Regions from separate parts of the Homo sapiens genome. Here region 2 is linked to region 1. A link is a loop called in an ENCODE intact Hi-C map of the cell type or tissue named here. Cell type or tissue: dorsolateral prefrontal cortex. All regions are shown on one strand.

Region 1 (8,000 bases):
GATTATATGTTAATCTTCAACGACGTAACTGTTACCACATTGTTGCCGTGGAGTACTTTATTATCCTTTGTAAAATACTTTATTATTTTGTTTATGCCTAGGAAGCAGAAAGGCAATTTAAATTTCTTCAGTTTACCTCCTGTCTTAATCTAGAGTCAATGCTCCTACATGTGGTTCCAACAATCGATCTATCTTCCAAAGCCTATGCTTCACATTTGAATCACCTAAAAGTCTTTTCCAAAATACTGTTAAGTAGTTCTCATCCCAGATAAATTAAATCAGAATTGCTTAGCATGTGGCCTCAATAGCATTTTTTTTTCATTCTTCAAGTGGTTATAATGTGCAGTAAGGGCTGAGAACCAATGCTCTAGGGATAATAACCACAGCATCTGAGGCTGGAAGGCAATTTCAAGCAGTATTCACCAAAGCCTGACTGTGTACATGAGAAGCACCTCTGGGACTTTTAAAGGTGCAGATTCCTAAGGTCCTACTAATCAAAATTTCCAGTGGCGAGATCCCAAGTGAATCTTGCCCATGTTGGAGTTTGAGGACCACTGCTTTGGAGGTTTCCTAAACTAACTTCTAACACATCGCAGGCCTTGACTGAATATTTTAGCCCAAATAACGCCTGTCTTTTGGAGTTACCCCCATTAAAATTTCTTCAAGGTCCTTCTTTGCAAGAAACAGTGCTTTTCAAAATCACCAGATATGTCATAAAGAAATACGTCAGCTGCTAGGGGTCAGATGACTTGAGTTTGGGGTCATTGCTGCATTATTGACAAGTTGTACTACCTTGGACAAATCACTTCCTATTTCTTATTTAGCATCTAAACTTAAGTCACACAATTGTGATGATCAGATGAGTGAATACAATAAATCCTCAAACTGATAATCAAAATCTTTTGGAGAATGTGAAAAAATGTGTGGATTCATTGGTCCACCGGAAATTTTGTTCCTCTGTATTTGGAGAATAGTTAAACATGAGATATTTCTCCTTTAAAGATTTGCAAGTGAGTTTGATAATTGCCTGTTTTTGCTGATTTCATGCACACCGTAGAGAGAGAGACCTGCTGTCAGTATCAAGGATAATAATATTTCATTCACAGATTTGTACATGACCTCTTACGAGCACTCACATCTCAGTAGGCACTTTTTCTAGAAGAGCAGCTCTCAAATTGTTAGGTGTAGTAGATGGAAATATTTGTAGCCTGGTCACTACCTCATGTGTATCTACAATCAAAGAGTTGCCCAAGGTTCTTTGTTCATTTGTTTGCTTTTCTTTTGCTTCTTTTCTCTTCCAAAAAGCAAAGGGAAAAGCATAAGGTTGGAAATAGAAAAATCTGCATTCTAACAGAGGCTGTAGTCTTGTTTTTGTGTGATCCTGAACTCAATACTTTAACCTTTATGGGTTTCAGTTTTCTCCTGTCAGTTCATGATAATAACTGTCTTACCTTCCTTAGTGGTGCTTAATAGGAAATAGAGTCATGTATTAACATTTTTGCATACAATTTTTGCATGAAGTTTCCCTAATACAGTCTGAGCTCCTAGGATTTATCCTTTGACTATTATTCATTCATTAATTTATTCATTTGCTATTTAACAAATATTTACTGAATGCATAATATGTGCCAAGAATTATGCAGGAGACAGGGGTACAGAAACACACAGCATAAGATAAGAAAGACAGATAGGACTGATGCGCTCATGAAGCTTAGAGTTCATGCTTCAGTTAAAGTATGTCATTGGTTTTAACTGAACAATTACAAAAATAGTTATTAAATTACAGTCAAAATCAGTGCTACAAAGGAGAAGCTCAGCCTATTGTGAGAATGCATTATAAGCAAACTCTCCCAGTGTCTCCCCAATATCTATGGGCAGTGACATTTAAGTTGGCACTAATTTGATTTGTGACTAGGACAGACAATGAGCTGAAGCAGTGGTGAGAGCATTTCTGACGGTGGACAAAGGCTATGCAAAAGTCCTGAGAAAGGACAATTGTTAGTGGCATATGAGGGACTGAACAAGGGCCTGAGTGTCTAAGGATCCGATGAGTAGGAGCAACAAAGAAAGATGAGGCTACAAGGTACAAAAAAGCCAGAGAAATTCCGATCATGTCTATCCTCTCTATTTTACTCGACTTTAATAGCAATGCATGCCATCAATTAAAAGGATCAAACAGCGAAGTGAAAGGATCAGATTAACACTTTAAATACATCATTATAGCTGCTGTGTGAAGACTGTCTTGGTTCACTGCATGTACAGAATCTAGGTAGAAGGGTAGTCCAGGTGGTGAATGAAAGATAATTGTGCTTTATGCTGACATGGTGGAAATAGGAATGATGAGTCAGGTGGATTAAAGAGATGTGGTCAGGCAGAGACCATTCCTCTCATTTCTATATTCTCATGACCTAGTAGGGTGTCTGGCACACAGTCCTCACTAAATGCAGGAGAAGCACACAGTATTCCATTTCATTATTGAAAAATAATGTTAGAAATTACTCCCACAGATTGAACTGAAATCTTCCTAATTTTGATTACTACTTTTATTTTCTGTTCTCTGGAAATACAGAGAACAATGTAAGAATACACACACACACACACACACACACACACACACACTTATTATCTGAATCTTGTCCACAGACACACTCTGTTGTATGACTCTCCTTTCCATATGAAACAGACTCTGGTCCTTCACATGGAGATATATATATATCTCCTATTTGTTCTGTTTCTCTGAAGAACCATGACCAATATAGTTGGTCACCCTAAAATAGGTCTTTGGCGTCTATATCTTTTAACTATTGTAGCCCACTCTTGCAAGGACATGATGTAATATGTTGCAAAGGTTAGCTTTGATTTTAAACACTTTATAAAGTACTTTCAGGTGTACAATTTCATTTGACGCCTAAAACTCCTCTATGAGGCAGGATTTATTACTCAAGTTATAAATATGAGGAAAAATAAGAATCAGAGGTGTTCAGGGATTTGCTTATGGTCATTGAGCTTTAAGAATGTGAAAGTCACATGGTTTCATCTTCTTTCATCTATTTAAATATAGTTATAACATAGAGGACATAAAACATTCCGATATCCATTGGTGCCATATTTTCCCTTCCTTCCCCTCCAAAAATGGTAGACAGGACTTAACCTCAAGGGAATTTTAGGTACCAGAGGACAAACTGTTTGAAGGAACTCTCTAGTGAAAGCCCGTATTCATCCATTCACTAATTTACTCTTTTCACCAATGTTTTTTGAGTTCCTGCTAAGAACCATGGCCAGTCTAGAATAGAATAGGAGTGGAAGATAGAATACATGGGACAGATAAACCAATACTCTGAAGAATGTAAGAGGATGCTTGTATTAGTCAGGGTTCTCTAGAGGGACAGGACTAATAGAATAGATGTGTACATGAAAGGTAGTTTATTAAGGAGTATTGACTCCACGATCACAAGGTGAAGTCCCACAATATGCTGTCTGCAGCTGAGAAGCAAGGAAGCCAGTCCTAGACCCCAGATCTCAAAAGTGGGGCAGCTAACAGTGCAGCTTTCAGTCTGCGGTCAAAGGCCCGACAGCCCCTGGCAAACCACTGGTGTAGGTCTAAGAGTTCAAAAGCTGAAGAACTCGAGGACAGGAAATATCCAGCATGGGAGAAAGATGGAGGCCAGAAGACTTAGGCAGTCTACTCCTTCCATGTTCCTCTGCCTGCTTTTATCCTGGCTGCGCTGGCAGCTGATTAGATGGTGCCTACCCAGATTGAGGGTGGGTCTGCCTCTCCTAGTCCACTGACTCAAATGTTAATCTCCATTGGCAATACCCTCACAGGCACACACAGGAACAATGCTTTGCATCCTTCAATCCAATCAAGTTGGCACTCAATATTAACCATCACAATTCTGAATGCTATGCAGAGAATAAACATTTTTTAAAGTCATTGCCAATGACCATGTGGCCACGTTAGTTTAATTGATTAGAGAAACCCTCTAGAAGATGGTAATGTTGGAGCTGGTTTTTAAGTTACAAGATGGAGTCAATTCTTCATGCCAAATGTGGGAAATAGCTTACCTGGAGGAGGGAATACCTAGTGCAAAGTTACTGAGTCAAGAATGAGCTAGTGTGTTTGAAGAACAGAAAAATGCTCAGTGCCTTTGAAACATAAAAGGCAAGGAGTGGAGTGACTTAAGATGAAGACACAAAGGAACAAGACCATAAAGGGTCAAGTTGGCCAGGGAAAAAAACGTGGGATTATTTTCCTGAGTACAATAGGTAAGGGAGAAACATGAACTGATTTGTGCCACTCTCCACTATGCACAGGGCCAGTGAGGGAAAAGAGAGCAATCTGAGTAATTGAGACAAGACAGTGTGGTGACTTAGAACAAGATGAAAAGTAATAGTGGAGGTGGGAGAAATAGAATGAGGTTTTAGAGGTAAAACTGTCAATACTTGGTGAAATACTGAATATGAGCAGGATTGAAAGAAGAGGGCAAAAAAGAAACAAGATAATTCTTGGGTTTTGGCATGAGCAATTCTGGTTGAGGGTTGAGGGTGGATAGGGAAGGAGAACAGGCCACCTGGGAAAAAGTTGGGAGTTGGGGAGAATTAATTAAGAGTTGTTTTTTGTTCAAGTTACATTTTAAAAGCCTAATATAGAAACAGAGATGTCAAGAACCAGTTTGCATGTAGAAGTCATTAAGATGAAGACAGCAGACGAGAGGGATGTGTTGGAGGAAAACGAGGTTGGATCTACTAGAAAAAGGAATAAATTACCAAGCCTAGGGAGAAAACATAGCTATGCAAGACTTGTGAGTAGCAAGAAGCTCAGAGCCAGAATTTCCCCTCTGCAGCACGCTGACGAGGTGCTTGGAGCATGAAGTAATGAACACTTTTTGTAACTGGGGAGGTAGAACTCAGTTTAGAGGGCTCTCAGCCATAGAAAATATCTTCATGTTCGTTCAGCAGAGTGAAAGCAACAAAGATACTGAACTTCGGGGGACTAGGTGGTCCCAGAATTGGGGGACCTTAAAGATAATTAATGTGGACCAAGGAATCAAGGGACACCCCCAAATATTCTGAAAACAAATTAAGTTTGGACCAAAGGACATAACACCCAGTCAGAGCCAAAGGGTCTCTGCCCTTAGAGAAGCCTGCAGTGCCAGTGAGACTCTTCATGAAAACCAACGACACTTGGTGTGTTAAGGAGAACAGAATTTACAAGAAACAGGGAGAGACAGGGCACAGCACACCTGCCCGCTGTGACCCATGCCCCTACCACGAGGTCCCATGAGCCACGTTGCTATCCCCAGCTGGTAAAATAAACTGTGAAAGAGAAAGAAATTGGGAGACAGTGTGGAGGTTTTTATTATTCTTAGAATATGTGATACATTAGAGACTATTAACACTTCTCAGTCTCACCAACTTTTCAAGCAAATATAACTAAAATATAATTTCCCTCTAACCAGCCAATGGGAGTCTAGGGAACTACAATTTCCCTGCACATGTGAGGTGTAGTATGAGTGAATTTTATGACCCTGCAACATGAGTAAAGAATATCGAGTGAGAGAAAAGCTGTTATCTAAACCAAGAAAGGCACACATTAAAGAAGTACATGGAGGAAGAATAGAATAACAAACACCCAATAGCGAGCACTTTTTTGTCTTCCAAAAAATAAAATTTGGCTTAAGAAGGAGGAAAACAAGTTATGTATTATGCTCTATACACTACAGAGACTGCAACTTCATGAAGAAAATTCCTGAACGTTTCAATAGTGAAATGATATTAAAGGTCTGTGCTTCTCTTATGAAAAGTGTAAAATGGTCATTTAGGAAAGAGTGTTAAATTGAGTGGAAACCCAGTTAATCCTAAAGAGAAAAAAAATGAGTCTCAACTAAGACTCAGAGAATAACTTTATAATCTCACTCTTTGTAGAGATAGCTGGTACATCAGATCTGACTTTTTATCCCCCCACCCCACCCGAAATCCTAAGATCTCTTACCCTCACAGGCACTTTGACCAAAAAAAAAAAAAAAAAAAGAAAGAAAGAAAAAAGGATATTCGTTACAAATACTGAGAAATCCATCCATAGTGCTTTTTTTACCTGTATAGGTTTAACACATGGAGAGGGTATTTTCGCACACACAGCAACAATTGAAATGTAATAAAATATTAATTAGGGCTAATTTTGTTTTAAGAATCCCTAAGCAAGCATTTCTCTACATGAGAATATTAACATGTGGAAGGCTTAAAAATATTTTCCTCACAAATGATATACTTTATTTTCATAATTGCTTATAAAGTTAGTTCTATAACACAGACATAATAACTACATTTTATTACAGACTCATGGGAAAATAAATTCAACCACTTTGCCATTATTCCCCTAGGCCTAGTCTTTATATGGTAACATGAAAACAATAGCACTTTAAACAAACTCTCTTGTTTAAAATTTTCAGTCTGGTTTCTATTAGAATGTAGTCAGGTTGAGAAAGCAAGGCTCAAAAAGTTAACTATGTTTTCTTTGGTGTACAGATACAAATTTGACTGTGTATTCTTCCTAGAGTGGCTATTCACAGGTCAGAGCAGCTCTTCAAGCAAGAAAGCATTTGCTCAATGTCTTCTCTCTCTGCTGCTCATGACATTCAAGGCTAAGGTAGAATGTATCAGTTGTAATTAGATGCCTGGGAGGCTTTTTCTTTCCTGTTATCCATATAATATTAATATATTAATATTAATATTATATATATATTACATGTTATATATATTACATGTTACAATATAATATATATAATTATATTGTATTATATTATATTATATTGTAACATGTAATATATATAATATATTACAATATATATTATATATATTATATATTATATATTATATATTACATGCATATATATTATATATATTACATGCATATATATTATATATATTATATATTACATGCATATATATTATATATTACATGCATATATGTTATATATATTACATGCATATATATTATATATATTACATGCATATATATTATATATATTACATGCATACATATTCTATATTACATGCATACATATTATATATATTACATGCATACATATTATATATATTACATGCATACATATTATATATTACATGCATACATATTATATATATTACATGCATACATATTATATATATTACATGCATACATATTATATATATTACATGCATACATATTATATATATTACATGCATATATATTATATATATTACATGCATATATATTATATATATTACATGCATATATATTATATATATTACATGCATATATATTATATATATATTACATGCATATATATTATATATATTACATGCATATATATTATATATATTACATGCATATATATTATATATATTACATGCATATATATTATATATATTACATGCATATATATTATATATATTACATGCATATATATTATATATATTACATGTATATATATTATATATTACATGTATATATATAATATATATTACATGTATATATATTATATATATATACACACACACACATTTAATATATGGTGAAGGGTACTGGGAATAGTGGGTGCCTGTGAAGGTGGGATGAGAGTCCGGGGGTTGAGATAAGGGCACAAGCGAAGGTTTCCCCCACACTCCCAAGGTACATTCTTTTGCACCTTTTAAATTATTTATCATGTGCAAGTAACATCTATTAAAAATCAATAAATGAGTTGATGAGAAACACAAGACACTAAAGTTATGCTGAGAAATTTAGTTCTTACCTGAAGGTAATGGGTAGCTATTAAATTGTCTTAAGATAAGGATAGCACAATTAGCTTTATAGAAAGAACATTCTAACAACATTACAACAGTCATAAGAGTATGGAAGTAGAGGGGCTGCTTAGAACATTGGTTTTCCACCTTAATTCCACCTTGGTATGCTTGAATTCCATCTCTATACATTCTAATGTAATGGTTTGGAGTGTGGCCTGGGCATCAGGAATTTTGAA
Region 2 (8,000 bases), 75 kb before region 1:
AGATTCTTATGGAATAATTTCCTCTTACTTAAATGGAACAGAACATAAATATCAGGAATGAGAGAAGGGACACCACTATAGATTCTATGAATCTTAAAAGGGTAACATGAAAATATTATAAGCAAATTTATGCCAATAAATTTGATAGCTTAGATGAAATAAACAAATTCCTCAAAAGCCGCAAACTACCAAAGCTCATTCAGGAAGAAAAAGATAACCCGAATAGCCCAATATTTATTAAATAAATTGTAGTTGTAGTTTAAACAGTTGTTCACAGAGAAAATTCTAACTTCAGATGGTTTTTGAGGGGGATTTATATAAATAGTTATGGAAGAAATAATTCAATTGCTTCCCCAAAATTGAAAAGAGAAAGAGTACTTCCCAAGTTATTCTATGCGGTTACCATTATAACCCTGATACCAAAGGCAAACAAAGGTATTATAAGAAAATAAAACTATAGCACGATGTCCCTCATTAACTAGGATATAAAAATTGCAACAAAATTTTAGCAAATTAAATTCAACAACATATAAACAAGATAATATATCATGGCCAATATATATACAAGGATGTGATGTAAACCAAGAATGTAAGGTTGATTTAAGATTTGAAAACTTGCCAATATTACTCTCTACCTTGACAGACTAAAAAACTTTTTAAAAATATGATCATCTCTATAGATGTAGAAAAGTACTTAACATAACCCAACATCCATTTCTTAAAAATGTCCTACAAAGTAAAAATAGAAAAAAATTTCCTTCACCTAATAATAAAAAAATCATTCACAAAACACCTATAACAAGCATGACATAGCAAACTTTACTCAATATTAAAGTTTTCCCAAGTGTCTTTGATCTGGATGATGTAATTTCTGATATATTTAGCCTATCAAATAAATATACACAGCCACAGAAACTAATTGGGAGTTTGGCATAATATCCTGCACAGACTACTAAAAGTAAAATGCAATTTCCACATTTTCATGTACCTAATGCTATAACTGAATACTTCTATTAGGATCATTTTAAATTAAAAATTCTGTGTATGAAAAAAGCATGTAACAAAGTAAATGATCAAATATGGCTTGAGGGCTAGAACATATAAAGACTTAAAATCAAAAAGGAAAACAGAAGCAATCCATTAGATAAATGAGCCACAACAAACACAGGCTTTTCATAGAGGATGAAGAAATAACCAATAAAAAGTGAATAGAGACTCAAACTAGGCAGAAGTTAGAAAAACGGAAACAAAACCAAAATGTATTGTTTTATACGCATGAGATTTCAAAGGAAAGTTAACAAATTCTCCCATTATTCAGAAGTAAATACACTGAACTTAGTTATCAAATCAGCATGGATATATCTCAGAAATGCAATGTTGAGCAAAAAAGTAATTCTCAGAAAAAAAAACACAGATAAAAATAAAAATATAAAAACAAATAATATAGCTTATTATGAATGTTACATATAGTAAAACTAAAATGAAGTGAAATATGAGGACTATAAAAGGATTATGTCAATAATCTCTATGAGGGAAAATGGAAGGGTTCATAGCAGGTTTGAAGCTAATAATGTTTATTTTCTAATGGCAATGGAAGAACTCAAGTGCACATTGTATTATTCTTTGTACCTTTGATAAATTACTTTTATGTTAAAAATAAAGGCCCTATTGTTAAACACGCACACCACACACGCTAATTTCTTTCTATTTTCTTTCTTTTTTTTTTTTTTTTTTTTTGAGATGGAGTCTCACCCAGGCTGGAGCGCAGCGGCGTGTTCTCGGTTCACTGTGATCTCCATCTCCTGGGTTCAAGCGATTCTCCTGCCTCAGCCTCAGAGTAGCTGGGACTACAGGTGCATCACCATGCCCAGCTAATTTTTGTATATTCAGTGCAGACCGGGTTTCACTATGTTGGCCAGCCTAGTCTGGGACTTCTGACCTCAAATGATCCGCCCACCTTGGCTTCCCAAAGTGCTGGGATTACAGGTGCGAGCCGCCACGCCCAGCCCCTAAATTTCAACATTTGTCCCTTACTGCTTGATGGATTGATGGACTGCAGGAATTTCTGTCTATAAGCAAAACTATTCTACTATTTATGCTTGAATGTCAAAAAAATAAACACGCATGTAAATGAGCTCTTTGCACTTGATATAAACAGTAAAATCTGATACTTCTCAGAGATTTTATTAAAAAGTAAAAATATGCCTTAAAATTAAACATATGCCTTTTCGTTGTAAATAATACTTTCTAATTACCAGAAGTAATAGTTTGATCATCTGCAAGTTCAACTTAAATCACCAAGCCTTATTTCTAGAATATAGGGAGCAATTGCTGTGTTTCTCTATGTAACATCACTGGGTGCCTTTCTCCAATCTGGAGAATTACCTTGACAACCAAATCACTGACTCACAGTCAGTGCCGCAATTTATCCCTAACCTCAATGTCACACCAAAAATTGTTTTGCCTACAATAATAAGGATTACTCTTTAATTAAAACTGTAACCCTTTACTCCTTTCCAATTGTCTTAAGAGCATTTCATTTATCATGAGCAATTTATAACACAGTAGTTTTTAAATAATTGCAAATGGTTTAATGGAGTACTTCCCTCAAATATGTTTTAAAAATTAAATATTAGTAGAACTTGACCTTACCCTGCAGCACATTGGGGTACGTTAATTTGCAAACAAATAGCTTTATTTCTGTTGACTGAATATAGTTAACCTCCACAAATTTAAAACATTAGCTTAAAAAATTCATCATAACTCTTTATATTCAAATCTATTTATAATCAATACACACTATTTTTGTCTGAGTCAGCTTTATAAATTTCCTATTTCTTAAACAGCCACAACTATTGAAAGAAAAATAAAAATAAGTTACATTATTTGAGTGTATATGATGAAAATGCCAGCACAGTTTTAATAGAAAATGCATTCAAATAATCATGGCCAAAGGCAATAAAATGACTTACTATTCTTTGTATGTGGCTGCAGAATCATTTTTTAAAGAGAGTTTTAATTTGTAAATCAAGTATTACAGAGTCTGAACATTAGATTGGATCCAAAAAGATAAATCATTTTATATAAAGATTACATTGTTGTGTGCCAAACATATTTCATCTGTTTTCTCCAAAATACCTGTCTAAACATTCATTTGTAACTATCATCATAGTTAATATATGTAAATATATAAATATGAAATTCTGCTGCTGCCCAAATACAACTTCTGTTAGTATTAGTAGGAATAGCACAGCCTAGGTAAAACGTAATATCCTCATTATTGTGAAAGTTAACTTCTGTTTTCCAAACTACTTTAGGAAACAGATTTATAATACAACCTACTACTGATGACTGATGGTTTTATTTAAAAAAAAACCCTAAAATCTGTCAGAATAAAAGACAAAAATCCTTCATTTCAAAATCTCAGTTTTATTGCATACAACTGAAGATATTACTTCCTGAGCAGCTATTCTTAAAACATGCACCTTTTTCTTAATCCTAAAAATAACTACTTAAGTATGAAAAATTGCAGCAGGTTGTTGGAAAGAACCTCTTCCGTGACGCATTTCATCAATTCAGAGTATAAAATCATTCTCTTCTTAAAAGTACACAATTATTTTTTCACACATTAGAAAATTCAGAATGGTGTTTTTCATGATTACAAAAATTAATTTTATAACCAACTGGGTTAATATTAGGAAAACCAAAAAACATTCTGATACAAGATAAGCTTCTTTTATGATAATCTAGTGTTTACAGGTCAAATGTGTTGAATGTAGCCAAATGAAATTAATATGAAGATTGTCATGGAGTGGGTTAGCTTGTTAGGAAGCTGCTCACTAAGGAATGAGAACACATCTATTTTAAATGCATATTTCTTCCTGATGTACTAGGACTCTCAAAATAGTTCTGTGGCCAGCACTTGCTCTGTTTCTTCTCTCTTTTCATCATACTTGTTTTTCCCCCTAAATCTATGCACAAAAATAACATACACCAAACAGGATAGAGGGAAACAATATTTTCCATTTTAGTCGAACCAGGATGATGAAGTTATCCAGAATAAAGAAGGCTTAAATGTAAATGGTTTTAAAGCTATCTTTTATAAGTGACTTTATATAATCTCATCTCTACTAGGACACCATCATAAAGGAAAATGTACAAGGAATAGAATAAAGCAATATTTGAATATTGCTCACATAGGAATGAATAATAAACTACCGGGGAGAAACTTAAAGAGCTAAAAAAGCATTGTTTATGAAAGAGAAAATAACTTAGAGGATACAATACTAAAAGAGCAAATGTAACACTGCATCTTAAGCACTGTGTTAGGTTTCTTCACCCAAACTCTTTCACTTAGTCCTAAAAATAGCCATGAAGTGAAGAGTTTAATCCCTTACTTATAAATAATGAAATTGGAGCTTTCAAGAAAAAGAATTACTTACCAAGATGGTTGAGTTATTGAAGGGCAGAGTCTCAAGTCAACACACGCCTTATAATTCCAAATAGAAGAAAAATATATAGCCTACAGATAAGTTAATGAATACTAATAAAGCTGGTGGGTTCAATTTACTAATCTGGTTTACATAAAAGTTAGGCAGTTAGGGAGATGATTACTCGTGGTCTGGGTGGTAAGAAACAAGGAGATCATTTAAAAGTATTTTTCATCTCTCTTTTTTCTTTAATTGCTTGTGTGTTTTCTTTTGTTTTGTTTTGTTGAGACAGGTTCTTTCTTTGTCACCAAGGCTGGAGTGCTTTGGCGCAATCCTGGCTCACTGCAGCCCCAAACACTCAGGCTCAAGTGATCCTCCCACCTCAGCTTCCTGAGTAGCTGGGATGACAGATGTGTGCCAGCACACCCGGCTACTTAAAAAGAAGAAAAAAAAAAAACAAGCAAGAAAAAAAAGAATTAGAATTGGAAAACAGAAATCATCTTTTTCTATTGTCTCATTCATTGATTAGTTATTAATTCAACAAATATTTTTTAGTGATAAGTAAAATGTTGATCATAAAAACAAAGTACAATCATGTGTTGCTTAACCACAGTAATACATTCTGAGAAATGTGTTATTAGGTGCTTTCATTGTTGTGTGAACAATATAGAGTGTACTTACACAAATATAGGTCATATAGCCTACTACACACCTAGGCCATATGGTATAGCCTATTACTCCTAGGTAACAAAGCTGTGCAGCATGTTACTGTCCTGGATAATATAAGCAACTGTAACACAATGGCAAGTGTTGGTGTAACAGACATATCTAAACATGAAAAGGTACAGTAAAAATATGGTCTTGAAGATAAAAACGTTATACTTGTTTAGGGCACTGACTGAATGAAGTGTGCAAGACTTGAAATTGCTCTGGGTGAGTCAGTGAGTGAGTGGTGAGTGAATGTGAAGACCAAGAACATTGCTATACACTACTGTAGACTATATAAATATTTAGAGCAAGCTAAATTTGTAAAAACAATGTTTTCCTTTTTTTAATAATAAATTAACCTTAGCTTACTCTTTTTTATATTAGAATCTTTTTAATTTTTTAAACTTTTTGACTCCTTTGTAGTAACAATTTACACCACAAATACATTGTACAGTTAACAAAAATATTTTCTTTCTTAATATCCTTATTTATAAGCTTTTTTCTATTTCTTTTAAAATTTGTAAACTTTTTTGTTAAAAACTAAGACATAAACGCACCTTAGCCTAGGCTTTCACAGGGTCAGGGTCATCAGTATCATTATCTTTCACCTCCACATCTTGTCCCACTGAAAGTTCTTCAGGGGCAATAACAGGCATGGAGTTGTCCTCTCCTGTGATAATAACTCCTTTTTCTGCAATACCCCTTGAAAAACCTGCCTGAGGCTGTTTTACAGTTAACTTTTCTTTTTATAAGAAGTACACTCTAATTATTAAAAGCATAGTTTAGTAAATACAAAGGCAGTCACATAGTTGTTTGTTATCATTGTCAAGTATTTGTACTGTACATAACTGTATGTACTATACTTATATGACTGGCAACACAGTAAGTTTGTTTACACCAGCATCACCACAAACACATGAATAATGTGTTGTGCCACGACTTTATGATGGCTATGTCATTGTGATCTCTAGGCAATAGTGTTGTTATAAGGCAATAGTGAAGCAGGATATTTCCCTGATCCCTTTGCTGGCAGGAACTGGAGTGCTTGGATGCCAGCAGGGGAAAACTCCAATCAATCGCTGCTCCACCCCTCACAGGAGGGGGTGCTCAGGTGAGCAGGTGCAGAAGCTGGGGCAAGCACCTTTGGGCGCAGCCAACAGCAAACTCCATGCTAGCCTTGCAGCAGCATCTAGAAAAGGGTGCCTGCAACCCCTGAAGCCCCAGAAGAAGTGTTACAGTGTCCTTTTAGTTTACCATCCATGGATGGCTTAAGTGTTAACAGCTCAGTGGAGAGTCAGTGTGACAGCTTTTTGCACCCACACTCGTGGCACACAAGTTCTTGTCTGGCATCCAGGAGGAATGAGGTCGCATGAACGAATTGCAGATGACAAATGTAGGGGATTTTATTGCCGATGAAATTGTCTCTCAGTGGGAAGGAGAGCTGAAAAGTGGATGGAGCAGGAAGGTCATCTTCCCCTGGAGACTGGCCATCCCTGGCCAAACTCATCTCCAAAGCTATACCATCAAGCTGTCCCTCTGAAGTCAAGCCGCTTCTCTTCAACATCCAAGCATAGTCTCTAATGTCCGCCTGCTTCTCCTCACACTGCCAGCTGAGCCTGGGGTTTTTATGGGCATAGGATTGGGGGCAGGGCAGGCCATGGGTGGTTTTGGAAAAGGTAACATTCAAGCAGGAAAACAGGGATGTTAGTTCCCAATTTGTGCCACCATATCAGGCTTTTCAGCTTAAGGGTGAGGCCATTGCCAGGGACCCACCTCTTCTGCTAAGAAGTTCCCTGCCTCCTGTCCCTATCAGTAGGAATTTTCCAACTCTGTTATAATGTTATGGGACCACTATCACATATGTGGTCCATCATTGACCACATGGTCATTATGTGATGCAGGACTGTATTGTATTGGAGGCAGTAAAAAATCAGGGTTTACTAGTAGCAAAATAAATAAATAAATAAATAAATAAATAAATAAATAAATACCTAGTAAATTATAAATTCAGATAGGACTGTGTAACTTGGCAAAATATTGTCAAAAAGACAAATAAATAAATGAGGAAACAAGTTGGATGGTAGCCAAAGGACATGATATTGAGGGTTTAGACTTGAGTTCTGCATTCATACTGCCTGAACAGCCCTCTCTGAAGCCATTGCTTCATAAAGAGAAATTCTAGAGGGAGCACAGTATGTGTGTCCACACACATAAGATCTTAGATCCTGTCCTGTGAAAATTTAGTTTTGTTGGCAGAGAAAGGGAATAAAGGGGTAAACAAATGTATAGTGATGTAAGCAAATAAGCATATAATAAAAATAAATAAATTAATGTCCTACAAAATCTTAAAATACAGAATTCTAGGAATGAGGCAGAAGGGAGGGACCTACATAGATGAGTTCAACACAAAGACCTCTTTGAAGGGAGCTCATTTAATCAAAACTATGACAAGAAGTCATCAGCAATGTAAAGAACTTAGGGAAAAGCATTTCGAATAGACACCTCAACAATGTGTGCAAAGGTTTTAGGCAAGAAAAAGTTTGGAAGAATATTTGAAGCTGAAAATATTTCTGTGCAACCAAAAGTTAGTAAGACTAGCTGGAGATGAGATTTGAAAGGTAAGGAGTGTCCAAATTTCCAGACCTTTGTCGTTGAGAAAACTGGAGGCAATGATCGTGTGAACTGTCTAATGTCAAATCAGCTGGACATAAAATAAACTACAATATAGGTCTCTTAATTCACTCTCAAGAGCGATTTATCTCTTATATATCATGGGCTCTAATGATGGACTATATAAACTCGAAAATATGTTTAGAAGGAGGAAAAGCCATTTAAAGGCTGACCTTTGCCTGCTTATGCTGA

The links. Hi-C counts contacts between places; a loop is a spot of excess contacts. Peaks named below come from ENCODE experiments on the same cell type or tissue, not always from the same donor. Only the 100,000 strongest peaks of a DNase experiment are listed, where the experiment ranks them.
Region 2: it touches region 1 in a loop (5-fold over the local background); 2 of 110 quality-filtered maps call a loop at or near these places.

What each region holds. Positions count from the first base shown.
Region 1 is chr10:64,552,634-64,560,633 of GRCh38, reverse strand. All of the region lies in intron 4 of LOC124902439 (a long non-coding RNA gene), which reads right to left. Among named protein-coding and RNA genes, the nearest start is that of LINC02671, 370 kb to the left of the region's middle. In dorsolateral prefrontal cortex, no CTCF peak of the experiment used is centred here; no DNase peak of the experiment used is centred here; H3K27ac peaks cover 2,752 bases.
Region 2 is chr10:64,627,527-64,635,526 of GRCh38, reverse strand. The region is part of intron 4 of LOC124902439 (a long non-coding RNA gene); the gene reads right to left. Among named protein-coding and RNA genes, the nearest start is that of LINC02671, 290 kb to the left of the region's middle. RefSeq lists a silencer at 4,689-4,889. In dorsolateral prefrontal cortex, no CTCF peak of the experiment used is centred here; no DNase peak of the experiment used is centred here; H3K27ac peaks cover 3,691 bases.